2 separate regions of the Mus musculus genome follow, and region 1 is linked to region 2. Evidence: chromatin loops called from intact Hi-C (ENCODE). Cell type or tissue: heart. All regions are shown on one strand. Links, peaks and the distances in the headings refer to the core of each region. The heading gives the core; the rest is flanking DNA. Region 1 overlaps Smyd3 (SET and MYND domain containing 3). Region 2 holds the start of Kif26b (kinesin family member 26B).

Region 1 (8,335 bases), core at 49-8,048, 430 kb after region 2:
TTCTACCCTATTTTTTTTCAGTTTCTGGAACAGGGTCTCTCTACAAGGCTATGGCTGTCTTGTAATTCACTGTGTAGACAAAACTGGCCTCGAACTCATGGAGATCCACCTGCCTCTGCCTTTCAGGGGCTGCCTGGGATTCCATTCTTCTTTTGGAAAGCTCCTGCTTCCAATGTTGACATCTTAACCATCAAAACCACCTGAGAATAGGCAAAGCCAAGTCGCCAGTGGCATTTTGGACTCGTCTTTTTAATTTATTGTAATGGTTCTGCTCTATCACGAGTAAGACTTCTCACGACATGCCACAGAATCACATTTACCCACATAAACACATTGGCAATTTCTACAGAAGGTCCACACAGCAAACACCACAGAGCGTGTGACCTCAGTAAGGCGTTCGATGGAGGGCGCGCCACCTTCCCCGTCCTTCTGGGGGTCCTTAGGAGGCTCGTATGTTGGCATCACATTCTTCCAGGAGAAGAATCAAATCTTCAATCAGGCTGTGCTCTCGGCCGTGGGTCACTTTCATAATGTCAAAGGCCTAAGGAGAAAGGACAGGTGACTGATTAATGCCTCAAAACAGACAGGTCCCTCTCTGGCTTCTCACGGTTTCCCAAAGGCCTAGGAGTCCTGTGGCCCACAGGCGAGCAACCAGTCTTTAAGGAGTAGGCAGCACTGTGGTTGACAAAGCCAGAATACAGGTGGCATGGGTGCTACCTGGGTGTTTAGAAGGCGGACTCCACACTGGGCATCCTGGGGCGGATATGATCTTCAGTGACTATACTGATACACAGGGTTAGGTGGCTAGTGGAGGGTTTTAGTCATTCTCACTAAGGCCATTATGTTGAGCAAAAGAAGAAATGGTGTGCTGCTTTTATGCTACTTTTTATTTTATGTTGGGGGTGGGGGGTATGCCTGTGTCGAGGTGTGCTTATGGGAGTCAGAGGACAAATGAGGGAGCTGGTTCTCTCCTACCCTGTGGATTCCAGAGATAGACCGCAAGCTGCCATTTTGGTGGCAAGCTCTCTCACATGCTGGGTTGTCTCACTAGCCCATGGTAATTCTTTTTCTTGCATCTTATGCTCACCTCCAGGTTCTTAATGACTATATACAACATGTGTATAGTTAACATTCTCTTCCAGGGATGTGCTAGCATGGTGTTGACATTTTGACAGTCCCTTCCTTAGGCTTCCATGCTCAGCCTTTTACTAAGTCTTGACATTCAACCTCTAGAACTTAAAAAAAAAAAAAAAAAAAAAGGATGGAGCTTGTGAATCCTCCAGGACGAGAGCACAGCAGAAATAAAGTTAGCAACCTAGAGGCAAGAAGTCTCTGCTTTAGTCACTAGCATTTGCTTCTGGGACAGCAGCTTCCAAACCCTGAGAAAGCCCAAGCCAGATGCTGAGGCCACATGTGGGCAGCTGTGGGTGACTAACTCCTAGAGAGGCTTTAGATGACCTCAGCATCCAAGCAGAAGCCAGCCAGGCACTGTGGAAAAGCTGGAGACCCATTCCTGCTGTCTTAGGATTTTACTGCTGTGAACAGACACCATGACCAAGGCAACTCTTATATGGACAACATTTCATTGGGGCTGGCTTACAGGTTCAGAGGTTCATCAAGGCAGGAGCATGGCAGCATCCAGGCAGGCATGGCGCTGCAGGAGCTAAGAGCTCTACATCTTGTTCTGAAAGCAACTAGCAGAAGGCTGGCTTGCAGTCTGCTAGGACAAGGGTCTTAAAGCTCACATCCACAGTGACACACCTACTCTAACAAGGCCACACCTCCTAACAGCGCCATTCCCTGGGCCAAGCATATGCAAACCACCACACCTGCTGTGTTCAATCCCAATTCCTGGCTCAGAACTGTGAACATAATCTTATTGTTCTTCACTCTCCTGAGTCTTTGGATGGTTTGCTATGGAGAGATGAATGACCCGAGCAGCAGCACCATGTACTGTTCAATGGAAGGCAGGATGTGGAGAGGGGAAGGAATGCAAAGCTACTGTATCCGGTGTGACTGTGCTCTAAAGACCCTTTATGGGGTGGTGCTGGTGGCTGTGAAGCACCAGGCAATGGACTCCAGGACAACCTGATACCCCCACACCCCACTGAGGACAGGCGCAGTAACTCCCAGAAATCACAGCCATTGTCTGCTACTTGGTGCTAATCTAAAGTCAGCATGATTCACCCTGTACAGGTGTGAACAGCTCTGCTGCGTCTGTGGATATTATTTTATAAACCACTCTTGAAGAGTTAGGTCACTTCCAGCTGACTTACATTATGATAGGACACAGATCTTTCAGTCTCTGGGTTCGCTCCTGGTGCTACTGTTGTCGTCGTGTGTGCGTGTGTCTCTTTTGCTTTTACTCTGCTAGGCATTTGTTGGGACAAATCCTCCTTGGCTGCAGAGACTTTGGAGCTGGAAAGCACTGAGAGGTCTCACAGTGAATCCCCTCTGTCCACACGACATCATCAAGTCAGACGCCCTGGCCTCTACAGAGAGGAAGACTGAAGGCAGGGCGAGAAAGCCTTAGACTGGTGGCTGCTGTTAGCCTGTGCTCCTGGCTTCTCTTCGGGTTTCTGTAAAGGTGTTCTCTGTCTGACTGTCTATCTGCCTGCCTGTCTCTCCCTCAATCAATCTCTCTTTCTCTCTCCCTCTCTCCCTCCCTCCTTCCCTCCCTCCCTCCCTCCCTCTCTCAACCTGTGTGAGTGTGTGTGTGTGTGTGTGTGTGTGTGTGTGTCCATGTTGGAGGGGCAGAAGATGTGGCTATGGCTAGATGTTAGGAGAAAAAGAAAATTGAAAGTAGTCTGTCTACTGTCTGTCTATCTGCCTGCCTGCTGCCTATCTCTGTCTCTCTCTGCCTTTCTCCCTCAACCTGTGTGTGTGTTGGGGGGGGGGGTGGCAGAGAGGCAGGAGATAGGGTTACAGATCAATGTTGGGAGAAAATAAAAGGACATTTGAAAATGGCTCTGGACTGACACTGGCAGTCAGGCCCACAGGAGGGGCCAGGACAGATGCAGGGAACTTGTTTCTTGTTAATCTGCACAGGTCTGTCCTGCAGTGACTGCACACATATCCCAAGGCAGGGCTTGCTGGAATAGTGGGGAAGAGCAGGAGCTGCCCCACCTTGCAGGCAGCCAGGCTCTGGGAGAAGATTAGAGAGCAACATCTGGTGCCTCATGTTTTATTCTCTTTTCCCTGCTCCGCCCTGGGCCCTCTGCTGCGCTGGACATGCCGGGGTCTGAGACAGGGACCCGAATGATGGGGTCACTATAGAGGATTCTGGATCAGAGAGAACCTTCATGGCAAGTTCTCTGACTTGAAAGCCACTGTGTCTATCTGGTCCCTTTCTACTTATCTCGGGCTGGCTGTGCTTGTGATTTGCTGAGGATAAATGTTCTCTGCTAGAGCCCCTGCATCTCGACTTGAGAAAGGGCTCAGCTGCCACAGCGCCCTCTGCTGGCTTCTTCTCATAGCTCCTGAGCAGAGAAGCTTTGTCTGATGGCTGTGTTTCAGGGGTTCTCTACCTAGAGAGGGACCTGGATTTCTCTATAACTTGACCGACAGCCTAATGACAATGCTGGCTTCTTGTCACCCTGGCAGTGGAAGGCTGATCTGTGTTTCCCCAAGCATGTGTGTAGAAATAAGAGCTTAGTTATAATTAATAAACAAGATTTTCTCTGAGTGATAGTCATATACAGAAGAGAAATTGAGAATAAGAAAAAGAAAAAAAAAGACTGGTAAGTCTGCCAGTGACTTCCATGTGTCTGAAGGTGTCAGTGATTTGACATGAATGGGCAGGCCTGGTGATGGAGGACGAGATCTGGTTCTGGAATGGGATGCCACTTGTGTCTGTCATGGTCCTGGGGCAAATATGTGCCTGGGATGGAAGGGAGCCCTGAATGGGCTCGGGGACTGCCTCCTCTCACCTCGACCCCCCAAACGAAGCTGCAGTAAATCTTGGGCAAGCCATAGCAATGGTAGCTGGGAACTGAGGCTCTCTGCCTTCAGCGCCTCCCAAATGCTACACATGTGCACGTCAGAGGGGACAATTCCAGTTTAATTTCCTGTAGTGGAGTATAAAACAGATTAAGGAAATTTAAACTGGAGCAGGCTTGGTTTGGGAAAAGCTTCTCTCTTGCCATTAAATTTTATTTTTTAATGGTAGCATTTAAAAGGAGCCTGCATGCAGTCTCGCACGGAGGACTCATTTGAAGCCTCCAGCGGGATGCGCTACACCCCCGTTCGGATTCCGAATGTTACACTGGAAATGGCAATGTAGACAGTCAGCTGCTTGAGAGGCAAAGGGCTCTCTGAGAAATAAAGAAAAGGCTCCCACGACACATTTCCATCTCATCACATCTTTAAAAAAAAAAAAAAAAAAAAACAACGTAATTTTAGAATTGTGACCATGTATTAAATAGAATGAATGAGATCAAATTATGATTTAAAGCTGGAAACAATGTGGCTTTCTTATTAATTTTTAATATAAGTATATTAAGTTTATCAAGGATCTCATATGCTTTCTACTGTGAGCCCGGGGAATGCAATAAATGACTTCCCCGAGCATGATTTGAATATGGATACAAAAATCAGAAGGAAAAGAAACACATGATAAGAGCCTGTGTATCGGGTCTCCACAGCGGGACACGGATGAGTTTCCTTCTTCTGCCCATCCCAAGATGAAAGCCATGTGTGGGCTAGGGGAGGTGGACGTGGCATTCAGTAGGGGACATCAAGCAAAGCTGTGCCCACAGGCGGCTCCAGAGCCACTGATTGAGGCAGGCAGCAGGAAACGCCAACGTCTCCGAGGCCCCATGTGAGCTCAGAAGCTTCCCTGCAGACCCCACACCACTCTACAACATCCCAGACCCACTCTAAGTGTCAGGTACCCTGAGGGCTACGCTCCAGGGAGGCTAGATATCCTTGGAGGGATCACCTGTTCACTCATGTACGCTACACTGACAGGCAGTTCCAGGGACTAGGTCAGGGCCATTGCTGTGGGAGGGTCTCTGGCCTTGTCAGACAGCTTGTGCCTATGCATCATCACAGAGAAAGCAGACTGCTGGGGTGCCCACAGGAGGGGCTTCCAGACATGGTCAGTGGCAGAAACCAGGCCAGAAAGAGCTGCTGTTGTTGGGGACGGAGTGACGGCCCTGGGGTTAAGAACCCTGAACTATTATTCTTGCAGAAGACATCAGTGCCATTCCCAGCACCCATAAATCAGCCCACAACTGCCTGTAACTCCAGTTTCAGGAGATTTAGTGCCTTTCTCTGACCCCCATGGGCACTGCACACATATGGTTCACACACATACATTCAGGCAAAATGCACACCCATGTGCGCACACACATTATTGTGTTATTATCTTTAATCTGTCAACATTTAGAAATACTTATTTGTTTTATATGCCGGGTGTTTCGCCGGCATGCATGTGTGTACACCTCCATGTTTACCTAGTTCCTTTAGAAGCCAGGGGAGGGCAATGATCCCCTGGAGTTACAGACGGTGTAAGGTACCATGTGAGTGTTGGGAATTAACCTGCAAGAGCAGTGGATGTTCTTAACTGTGAGCAATCTCTTCAGAACCAACCCAATCAATATTAACACAGTGCCAGAGACTCTGAAGGAGTCGTACTTTCCCAAGACCTTGGTGTCATCGAAGGAAAGCACACCTCTGGTTGCACTGTGCTATGTGACATACCACACCAGACAGAGGTGGGGGGATGGAGCCTTGATTTTGTTTCCAAGTACTGTTATTGATTTCTAATTTGATTCTGCTGAGGCCAGAGCATTTATCTATCTCTTACACTTATGAACCATTCACATTAATTGATTATTTGACTAATGGCCCAGAATGTGTCCTGGGTTCTCCTGTGACATGTGTTCTTCACGTAAACATCACTAGTGGTAGTAATAAATTTCCCTCTCTCTTTGTCGATATTCTGTCTGTTTGTTCTTATGAATTGTAGACACAGGCTTCACGTTTACCTATACTTGTGGTTTTCTGTTTTCTTTCAGGTCTACAGGTTTGGTTTGGTTAGGTTCTGAGACAGAGTCTTGCTATGCTACCCAGACTGGCCTTGAATTTGCTAGGGTGGCCAGTCTGGTCTCCAACTAGTAATCCTCCTGCCTCAGGCTCCATGGCAGAGCTGTACCAGGTTTTGTCTGTACTGTTTGAAACTGTGTGCTTTGATGCAGCTATGTTTAGTGTTGTTGCATCTTATGGGTAGACTGACTACATTTCCATTCTAGGTCCTTCATCTCTAGTAAGAAGTCTACTCATGATATTAACATAGCCACTGAAGCTATTTTTTATAATATTTTCATGATGTATCATCTCTTTTTATTTTCAGTCTGTCCATAGCATTATGTTTAAAGAGTCTCTTACAGACAGCACATACTGGGTTACTTTCAAATATATCTGCTCTACTAAATTTTGCCTTCCAGAGTATTTACAGCAGGGGCTCTCAGCCTTCCTGATGCTGGAATCCTTTAGTACAGTTCCTCATGTGTGGTGCCCCCCCCCAAACATAAGATTATTTTTGTTGCTACTTCATAACTGTAATTTTGCTACTTTTATGGATTGCAATGCAAATATCTGTATTTTCTGATGGTCTTAGGCAATCCCCGTGAAAGGGTTGTTTGACTCCCAAAAGGGCCATGACCCATAGGTTGAGAACTCTTGATTTAGATCATTTATATAGACATTTATATTTATATTTATTTATATAGACATATATATTTATATATGTACTTATATATATTTATATAGACATTTATATTTACAATGTAATTAATACTACATTAGTTTTACATTTTATTTTTTGTTTGTTCTTTCTACCTGTTTTGATGTGTCTTTTTTTTTTTTTTTTTTGGAATCCCCTTGTTTTGCCATATCTCTTTTAGCATGTCATTTAAAGGTCTATTTAGTCTAGGCTGGCCTTGAACTTGCTATGTAGGTAAGAATGACCTTGACCTTGCCATCCTGCTGCCTCTACCTCCCCAGCACTGAGATTACAGGAGAGCACCACCACACTCATGTAATGAGATGCTAGAGATCAAAGCCCTGGCCTTGTGTGAGCCTCGCAAGCTCGCTACCAACTGAGCCACACGGCCTTTCCACCCTGTAGTGCCTTTGAGTACATTCCTTTACACGGCGTTTAAGAAGTGGTTGTTTTAGACCACCCCTCCTTCCTCATTATAGTCCACTGGTATCTTCACTTTTACCAGGTGGAATCACAGAGAGCAACGTCCCTTCTCTCTACCTTTATCCCCAACCCCAAATCTAAGTATCCAGCTATTGCACCACAGACTTCTAGAACCACCTCAGCCAGTGTCTGGCTTCCTTCAACTATCAACATGGAAAACTGAAGAGAAGGAAATTCTACTCATTCAGACTTTTGTTTATTGTAGCCTTTCTTCCTGATGCTTCAAGATTTCTTCCTGTGTTATTTTTCTTTTGTTTTAGAGGCGTTGGGGTGGCAATTCTTTTAGGTGAGGCCTGATGGTGCCAAGTTTTTTTTTTTTTTTTTCGTTTTCCTATAGCTGTGAACAGCTTGGTTTCCTTTCCAGCGCTTGAACGATGTTTTTGCTGAATTTGGGTTTGGGGACTAACAACTCCTTTCCCCAGACACACTTGAAGACAAGGAGCTATTCTGTGGGGTTTCTGGTTCAGGTGTTTCTTCCCCTCTCAGCAAGGAATCATTTCATCCTCTGCTACGCTGAGTATTTGTTTTGGGTTTCATTTTTATTTGAGTAATGAATCTGGGCGAGAATGCCTTCTGGTTTTAATTTGGGGGAGGGGAGCATTTACTTAGCTTTTTATCTCTTGCCAAATTCAGGTAGTTTTCCATCACATAGGAAAACAATTACAATAATATATGTAATTCATATTTTAATATAGACTTTAAAAAAACTTTACCATGTTAGTTGGCTAGTTTTATGTCAACCTGATACAAGTTAGATTTGGGGACAGGAGTCCTCAGTTGGGAAAATGGCCTCATCAGATTGGACTGTGGGCAAGCCTGTGGGGCATTTTCTTCATGGATGACTGATGTGGGAGTCCAGTGTGGGTCCTGAGTTGTATAAGGAAGCAAACTGAGCAATCCAGGAAGAGCAAGTCAGAGCAATTGACTTCTGCTCCAACTTCTGCCCAGGTTCCTGCTCTAAAATCCTGCCCTGGTTTTTCTTGGCGTTGAACTTACAAGCTGTAAGGTAGAATAAACCTTGCCTCTCCAAGTTGCTTTTGGCATTTTGTCACAGCACTAACTGAGAGGACTATCCTTAGATGCACAGGAACATCCACGCTACTGTGCCTGCCGTCCACGTGCAGA
Region 2 (8,335 bases), core at 14-8,013:
GTAGATCATATGCAAATATTGCCTGCATATTCATCAAGATGCCACATGGACAGTGTAAGCTGCTTTAATTATCTTTCAAGGAGAAACCCAGCCGCCTCTGGCACAGGCACTCGACTGGCTCCGTTGGCATGTTGCTGGCTGGACTGAAATGGAAATTAGTTCAAAGGAAAGATATTAAAAAGGAGTGGAATCTGTTATATTCTGTGTAGCAACTAGGAATTGCCAGGCTGATCTGGGGCTTTTATTTCTGACGTGTACTTTTAGGCTCTCCAACGCACAACGGCATAATGTATGTTGGCTATAAATTTTATGAGCCATTCATATTTGAGATATAAACAAAGAGGAAGCTAAATTGAATGCTGTGAAATACGAATGCACCATGAAGCACTCCTGAGGAAGTTTATGTGCCTTTAATAATTAAGTAACAAGCAAGGCGGATCATGGGTCCCATTCTCACTCCTTTGTATTTTTGTGATCATACAGGGACCAGAGACCGACCCTGTTCTCACCCAACGGTGTCAATGGGCTCAATTAACTACTCTTCATAGAAGGCATGTGCTGTTACAAGCCAATGTACAGTTACTTTTCATTCCTGACATAAGGGTCACTAAATGCAAGCTAAATCTTGAAGAAATACTACCAACATCCTTGAATTTGAAGAAATGAGAAACACGGCATAGGTCTGGCCCATTCCTCTTTGCAAAGGTTTAGTTGTATCACTGGGAATCTTCAGTTTAAGAGAAAGTGAAACTATAGCTAGTCTTGGCTAGTCTCCCCTTGAAACTGTGTAAGCCACACTCAGCTGGCGTGTGGCTCAGCGGTGGAGCACTTGTCCAGTGAGTATGAGGTCTCGGGTTTCACCACGGGGGTGGGGGGTGGGGGAAGAATTCTAAAGGCTTAAGGTATGCTGAAGAAACCCTTGACAATAGAATTATGGAGCAAGCACCTTAGATACAAAATCAAGATTTTCAACAAAAACAATGGTAAAAATGAACAAGAACACCAACCACAAACCAATTTAAAGCTCCTGAGAAGAACAATCAGCAGATCCCGGGGCACTCAGTACCCAGGAGAAAGGTTCTGCTGAGTCCAGTGGCTTGGCTGTAGAGTAAAACACTCTTCATGGTTTGAGATTGTACTTGCTGGGGTTCAGGGGTGTCTGGATGGAAAGAGAGCAGGGAAATCCTGGAGCAGAGCCAGCCACAGGAGGCTACCTTGAAGACTGCCATACATTCCTTCTGATTTTTAACTGGCATTCTGGAACAGAGAAGATCTCCAAGAAGTTTAGGAAAGATGACATGCAGATGGCGAGAGAGTGAACAGTGCTTTACCCTGCTGCAGGGGAGCTGAGCTCAGTCTCAAGTTCCACATGCTTGGAAAACTTGTGGCACTTTCTACTGAAACCCCAGAAGGGCCACATCTTAGTTATGAAGAACAAGTATCAGGACGGTTTTATTAGTTGTAAAGGAAATAACTCAATAGAGCTACCCTAACAAAGGAAGGGTAAAATGAAATTATTCTATGTTAAATAATTTAAGTAAAATGGATAGACACACACAGACACAGCCATACACACAGATACACACTGACACACACAGGCACACACATATACATACATACACAGGCGCATGTGCACACACACACACATACACACACAGACACACACACACAGACACACACACAGACACAGACACACACACAGACACACAGACACACAGACACACAGACACACACACACACACACACACACACACACACACACACACGGGAAATGTCCACCAGAGTAGAATTTAGGGGCCTGGTTCTACCTCCTAACCCCATGTTCCCAGAAATAAGACTCAGACTCAAAATATATTCACAAATACCTTGGCCATTTAGCTAGGATCTTCTATGACAAGAATCATAACTTAAGATAACACATTTATCTTAATATGCACACTGCCACATGGCTGGTTACCTGTGCTCAGGTATCAAGTACTAGGCTCCTCATATCTTCCAGAGTGAATCTCCTACCTGGCTCTATCCCAGAATTCTTTCTGCCTCCCAGATGTCCCACCTTCTATTTTCTGCCTAACCCATAGGCGATCAGATTTATTATTGACAGGCGCTACATCCATACAGACCTAAGATACTCCTTCTACAAGTGGTTAAACAGCAGAAACAAGAGCCAGTTGACATATAATGGATCGATGGAAATGATTTGGCCTGTAGAACAGGGAGAATATGCCCAAAGTGAGCCAGTAACCCATGTGTCATGACCTAAGAACATGAGGACAACATACACACTATTGGAGTCCCAGCAAGACAGAAAGACACAGAATGGGGTGGTAAAAAGATTTGAATAGGGCTGGTGAGATGGCTCAGTGGTTAAGAGCGCAGACTGCTCTTCCGAAGGTCCCGAGTTCAAATCCCAGCAACCACATGGTGGCTGATAACCATTCGTAACAAAATCTGATGCCCTCTTCTATTTGAGGACAGCTACAGTGTACTTACATATAATAAATAAATAAATCTAAAAAAAAAAAGATTTGAATAAGTAGTAGTTACCCCCTGGAGCTCGTGTCTCTAGCTGCATATGTATCAGAAGATGGCCTAGTCGGCCATCAGTGGAAAAAGAGGCCCATTGGTCTTGCAAACGTTATATGCCTCAGTATAGGGGAATGCCAGGGCCAAGAAATGGGAGTGGGGGGGGGAGGGGAGTGGGGGGGAGAGGGTATGGGGGACTTTTGAGATAGCATTGGAAATGTAAATGAAGAAAATACCTAAAAAAAAGTCTCAAACCTGGTGAAAATTTTATAGATCAACTTTATGGTCAACTGAATGAGAAACGCTCTCCATAGGCTCATGTATTTAAACACTTGATCCCCAGTTGGTGCCACTGTTTGGGAAGGTTATAGAACCTTTAAAGGTGGAGCCTTGCTGGAGAAAAGGCATCACTGGGGGTGGGAGGAGGGTTTGAGGCTTTGTGTGCTGGCCTCACTTCTTTTCTCTCTGCTTCCTGCGTGGGAATGAAGTGTGATCTATCGGTTGTTCACACCACCATGCCTTCCCCATAACTTCCTCAGAAACTATAGGCCAAAATGGCCTCTCTTCCTTCTAAAGTTGCTTTGGTCAGGGTATTTTGTCATAGCAACAGAATAGTAACTAATACACACTTCCAGGTTCTAGGAATTCAGCAAACTCTAAGTAGAATGAACACAGACCCACACCCAGAAGCATCTTTGTCAAACTCCCAAGAAAGAAAAATGTAAAGAGAAGATCTTCAAAGCACCCAGGGAAAAAAGGAACACATACCAGACCAAGGAACACCCATGACGACGACAGGTCACCTCTACCCAGGTCGAAGGCAGAGAAGTCGTTCTAAAAACACTAAAAGTACCACTGAGAATTCTACATCCAGTTAATCGAGTCCTTAAATGGAGAGGCAAGGTAGATAAGCAAATCTGAGAGTATTTGTTGCAGCAAGGAGAGGCTGGAGAGATGGGTCCTCTTGCAGAGGACCTGGGTTCAGTTCCCAGCACCCACATGACAGCTCACAATCTGCAGCTCCAGATCTGGTAACCATCTTCTGGCCTCTGCAGGCACCCGCTGTGCACATGGCACTCCCCCCCCCCCCCCGTCTCTCTCTCACACACACACACCCTGGCAAAAACACTTATAAAATAAACACAAATAAATCAGAAAGAAAGAAAGAAAGAAAGAAGGAAAGGAAGGAAGGAAGACAGGCAGCCAGGCAGGTAGGCTAAAGGGAGTTCTCCAGGCTGAAAGAAAAGAATTTAGCTGGAATTTTGGTTCTCCAGGAGGAGAAAAATCCAGACTTGCAACAAACAAACAAACAAACAAACAATCCAAAACCAACCAACCAACCAACCAAACAACCAACCAACCAAACAAACAAAAAACCTGGGTAAATACATGAACAGAACCATATTTTCATAGTTCTATGGGAAGACAGATTGTTTAACACATAATTTAAACAATCATATTGAGGATTTTTTTAATGTGTAGATTTAAACCATTAGCTCAAAGGACAGAGGTAAAATAGACTTGGGACTGCCAAAAGTGTACATTTTAATGAAGTCTGCCATGCTACTTCTGAACAGCCCAGGCTAAGTCAAAGATTCATATGAGAGTCATTAGAGCTAGGGGCTCAGTCAAAGGACCAGAGAATATGAAAACATTATTCAATTAAAAAGAAAGGCAAGTGGGGGGGGGCGTGTAAGACAGCAAAATAGGAAACAGACCCATGCAAACAGTAACAGGAAACCCCAAACCATGTTAAGCCAAACACAAAAGATATTCGGATTCTCTAGACCAAAAATAAATAAATAAATAAATAAAAATAAAAAATCAAGATCAGTCAAAAGTGAACTGTGGTGATGGAGGCCGGAACAGTAACTGCTAATTGTTAATGTGGGGTGGGACTGCTGGGAAGGGGGGGGGCGGGTCAGTGAGAAGAATTTACACCTTAATTTGGGGACTATATTAGATTGTATATATATATATATATTAGATTGTGTATGTATATATATTATATATATATTATATATATTAGATTGTATATATATATTAGATTGTATATATATATTGTATATATATACATATATAGATATATTCGTGTATGTATTTATTTATAGAAACTCATGGAATTTTACACTTAAATTTTATGCATTTCACTGTATGTAGATTTTACATCAACTCTCTTGAGGAGCCGCCATCTATAAAATTTCACCAACAGAGGGCGCTCCGAGCCCATCAAACGCCGGGGACCGAAGATATTTTGAGATGCACATCAGATCTCAGGGCTCATCATTCTTCAGGACGAATCGTGCAGCTCCGCAATGGCTCTCCCTTCGACACCCCACCTTTCCCACTTCGGGCTTCACGGGCTCGTCCATTTCACCTGGCCACATGCTGCTTTGAGGCTGATAAGCCGCGCGTAGCTAATGGCGACGATATTTTCCGCGGCACCTAGGCAGAATACAGATGCGGCTGCAGTTGGGCTGCCTGGAGGCTACCAGTCCCCCTAAGGTCTTCGGCAGATATGATCGCGTTGAAATTGGAAGTAGGAACGTAATGGAAACTTCCACAGTGTTCTCAACATCTTCATTTTGACCTTCTCGCCTCGCTTTAGAGGCTATGAAATATCCGGGGTGCACCAGCTGCAGAGGGCGCTGGGCGGGGATGGCGATGCCCGGGAGGCGCCGAAGGTTCACACAGGAAGACAGGAGGGGGGGGCGTTGCCCCGGGTTCTAGCACCCCAATTGTTGTATTCTGCCCCCTCCTTTCTCTTGCATATGTTGAAGGAAGACAGCGACTAGGGAAGCCCGAAATGTCCTCCTGCCCCCGCCTAGCCCCAGGCCAGGTCTTTCCGGGGTACCCAGATGCCATTACACCACACGTGATCTCCGCGCCCGGCTGGTCCCGCAGGAGGCGTCTCGTGGGGTGTTAATTAAAGGTCACAACAAAATAGACCTGCCGGCTCACCAGAAGAAATGTCCTCCCGGGAAATGAAAAATGACACCCCGGAGCAGCCACGTGTGGAGCCCGGCGTACGCCGGCTTCCTGCGCTCCTGGGCGCTGCGCCGGGCGGGGGACGGGAATCAGACAGCGGGCGACAGCTGGGTGCTCTGGAGATCCCACAGGTCCGGGTGCTGGCAGGCAACCGTGCAAAGGGGCAAGGGGACGATCCCAGTCCCCGAGGTCGATCAGCTCGCGCCACACCCCCTCTCCAGGCCCGCGCAGTCCTTCCGCGCGCGTTCGGCGCGACCAATCCCTCAGTTTCCCCAGCCTGGCAGCTACAGGCTGGGTCTCGGGCTCACCTGTGCAGGTCTCGGGAGGTTTTCCCTTCATTAACAGGGGCTTGGGCCCGTGGGCGGGCGCGGGAAGGGGGGCTCAAGGCTCCCGGTGCTCAAATCGGGGTCCAGGGGAGGAGGGTCCCCTGGCCCGCTGGGGCTAGGAGGGCGAATCAAGACAAGGTTTGCCAGGCAGGTCTGGGAGAACAAAGGGCGGGGGGGTTGGTCCCGGCCTGTTTGCGGACTTGTTTGTGACTCAATCCGTTTGCACGGCTTTTCAAAGGCAGACCTGCACGCCTTGCCAGGAAGAGACCAGCTCTCGGGGAGGGGGGCGGGGAGGCCTGGGTGCTGCGTTTCAGCGCAGCTCGGCCGACTCCGAGCTACAGGCTCGCGCGCTGGATAGCACCGGAGCCCGGGGCTGTGGGCCCCTCGCCAGCAACTTCCCCGCCCGGAGCCAGATTTACGACCCCACCCCCGCCCCGGCTGCGCCTGGCGATGCCAGGCCCAAGCGCCGCGCCGTAAATGGATCGCGGCAGGCGAGGCGGCGGCGGCGGCCCGGCGGGCTCCGAGGCGGCGGGGCTGAGGTTCCCTAGGCTCCGCGCTGCTCCCGGACGGACACACGCGTCCTGACCGCGGGCTGCTCTCCGGCCGCGTACAGCCGCCCTCTCCTTGCCCTGCGCGCAACTGTCAGGAGAAAACGGGACGGCGCATATTGGCTCGGCGACACGCCGTGGCTCCTCCCCGAGTCTGGATCCTTATATTTTGGGAGAATTTCTTTGAACTCAGTTAGCGAGCTCGGGGAAGGAGGCAAGTTCCCACCGCCGGCTCGGCTCGGCGAGGGCTCGCCCACCTTCCCTGCAGCCTCCCTGCGTCCTCGCCGCCGTCCTCCTCCGTTTCGGCCCCGCTAGAGGAGAACGCGCGCTGGCCGGGTGGAGGAAAATGCTAGCGATCTGGATGTGACCGCGAAGAGAGGACGCGTGGCTGGAGGAGGCAGAGAGATGAGAAGACCCATTATTTGAGAACCACCAGCCGTTCCAACCTTTCCTGCAAATTGGTGCTATTACTTCTGGGGTCCATTTGCTTTCATTCTTCCCAACCCCCCATTAAGAAATCTTGACTTGAGGACCAACCCCTACCACGAGGGGGGACGCGTCTGGGTTGGCAGACCTTTTGGATGTAGCCTTGTGGGAACATTTAGACCCTTTCCTCTGGAAGAGCCACCATGAATTCGGTAGCCGGAAATAAAGAGAGGCTTGCGGTCTCCACCAGGGGCAAGAAATACGGGGTAAGTTGTGGCGGTGTCCACGAGGAGATGCGTTTCCAGGGACTCATCTGAGTGGGTGTCCTCTGCTTCCCGGGAGCCGGCGGCGGATGCAGGGTCCCCAGCTCTCGGGTGCACCGGCGTCCCCACGGCCGGCGGGGTCGTGCGTGCATGGAGGCGGGTCTGCAGCTCGCCTGGCTACGGGAATGTCTTCAGCCCTTGGTTCCTCCCTTTCCTCACACCCTTAACTTTTGCAGTATTTCGGGACTTGCAGACAGAGTTAAGCCGAGGGGGAGCATTTCCCAGGAATTCCTCTGCTCTTCCCTCGGATCGCTGCCCTGGAGCGGGGAGCCCGTTTGCTTTACCTGCAGGACCTGGGGTGGGGGCTGTTCCCCGAATGAGTAAACATCCAGAAGTCACAGTCACCCACCCTGCGATAGGGTGTTCTAGGACTGTGTACCTAGGCCCTTGCTGGGGTGGGTACCGGGTTTGAAAGAGTAGGGCGCTGGATTTCTGGGTGTTCTCGCAGAAGCTGCAGGATATCCACACCCCGCAAGCTCTTGTGCTGACCCCAGGAGGAATGGAGGGGGACCTGCGTGCGGGTCACTCTGGCGAGGGTGGGTGGGACAGGACTTCCTTAAGGATTGGTCACTTGAAGGATGGAGATAGATGGAGGGCAGGTTTGCATCAGTGCGGGCAGGACGGCGACCCCCCCCCCCCACCAGCCCTCCGCCGCACGGGGGACTGATGGCTCTACAGGGCCTGACGCCGCGCGTCTCTCCGGCAGGTGAACGAAATGTGCTCGCCCACCAAGCCCTCAGCGCCCTGCTCTCCTGAGAGCTGGTACCGCAAGGCTTACGAGGAGTCGCGCGCCGGCAGCCGGCCCACCCCGGAGGGAGCAGGCTCTGCGCTGGGCTCATCGGGCACCCCGTCCCCGGGCTCGGGCACCTCGTCCCCGAGCTCCTTCACCGGCTCTCCGGGACCTGCATCTCCGGGCATTGGTACCAGCTCGCCCGGCTCTCTGGGCGGCTCACCCGGCTTCGGCACCGGCTCCCCTGGCTCGGGCAGCGGCGGCGGCTCCTCCCCCGGCTCCGACCGCGGCGTCTGGTGCGAGAACTGTAACGCCCGCTTGGTGGAGCTGAAGAGGCAGGCTCTCAAGCTGCTGCTGCCGGGACCCCTCCCGGGAAAGGTGAGCTACTGCGGGGTGCTCTGCGGGAAGATGCGCCCCACCTTAGGATGCTGCCTCGAGGCGCCCGGGTGTAAGGCCCCTAGCTGAGCA

Evidence for each region. Hi-C counts contacts between places; a loop is a spot of excess contacts. Peaks named below come from ENCODE experiments on the same cell type or tissue, not always from the same donor. Only the 100,000 strongest peaks of a DNase experiment are listed, where the experiment ranks them.
Region 1: a loop joins it to region 2, with 8 times the contacts of the local background. A loop is called at or near these places in 25 of 42 quality-filtered maps.

Annotation. Positions count from the first base shown.
Region 1 is chr1:178,957,022-178,965,356 of GRCm38, forward strand. It overlaps Smyd3 (SET and MYND domain containing 3), which reads right to left. Exons shown (of 12, transcript NM_027188.4): 12 at 1-541. The coding sequence ends at 440. Among named protein-coding and RNA genes, the nearest start is that of Gm46249, 190 kb to the left of the region's middle. In heart, for the core only: a CTCF peak has its summit at 3,462 (motif pointing left); no DNase peak of the experiment used is centred there; H3K27ac peaks cover 1,469 bases; H3K27me3 peaks cover 291 bases.
Region 2 is chr1:178,522,546-178,530,880 of GRCm38, forward strand. It overlaps Kif26b (kinesin family member 26B), which reads left to right and starts at 6,580. Exons shown (of 15, transcript NM_001161665.1): 1 at 6,580-7,080; 2 at 7,844-8,245. The coding sequence starts at 7,018. In heart, for the core only: a CTCF peak has its summit at 4,757 (motif pointing right); DNase peaks (open chromatin) are centred at 4,876, 5,616 and 6,086; H3K4me3 peaks cover 3,338 bases; H3K27ac peaks cover 3,214 bases.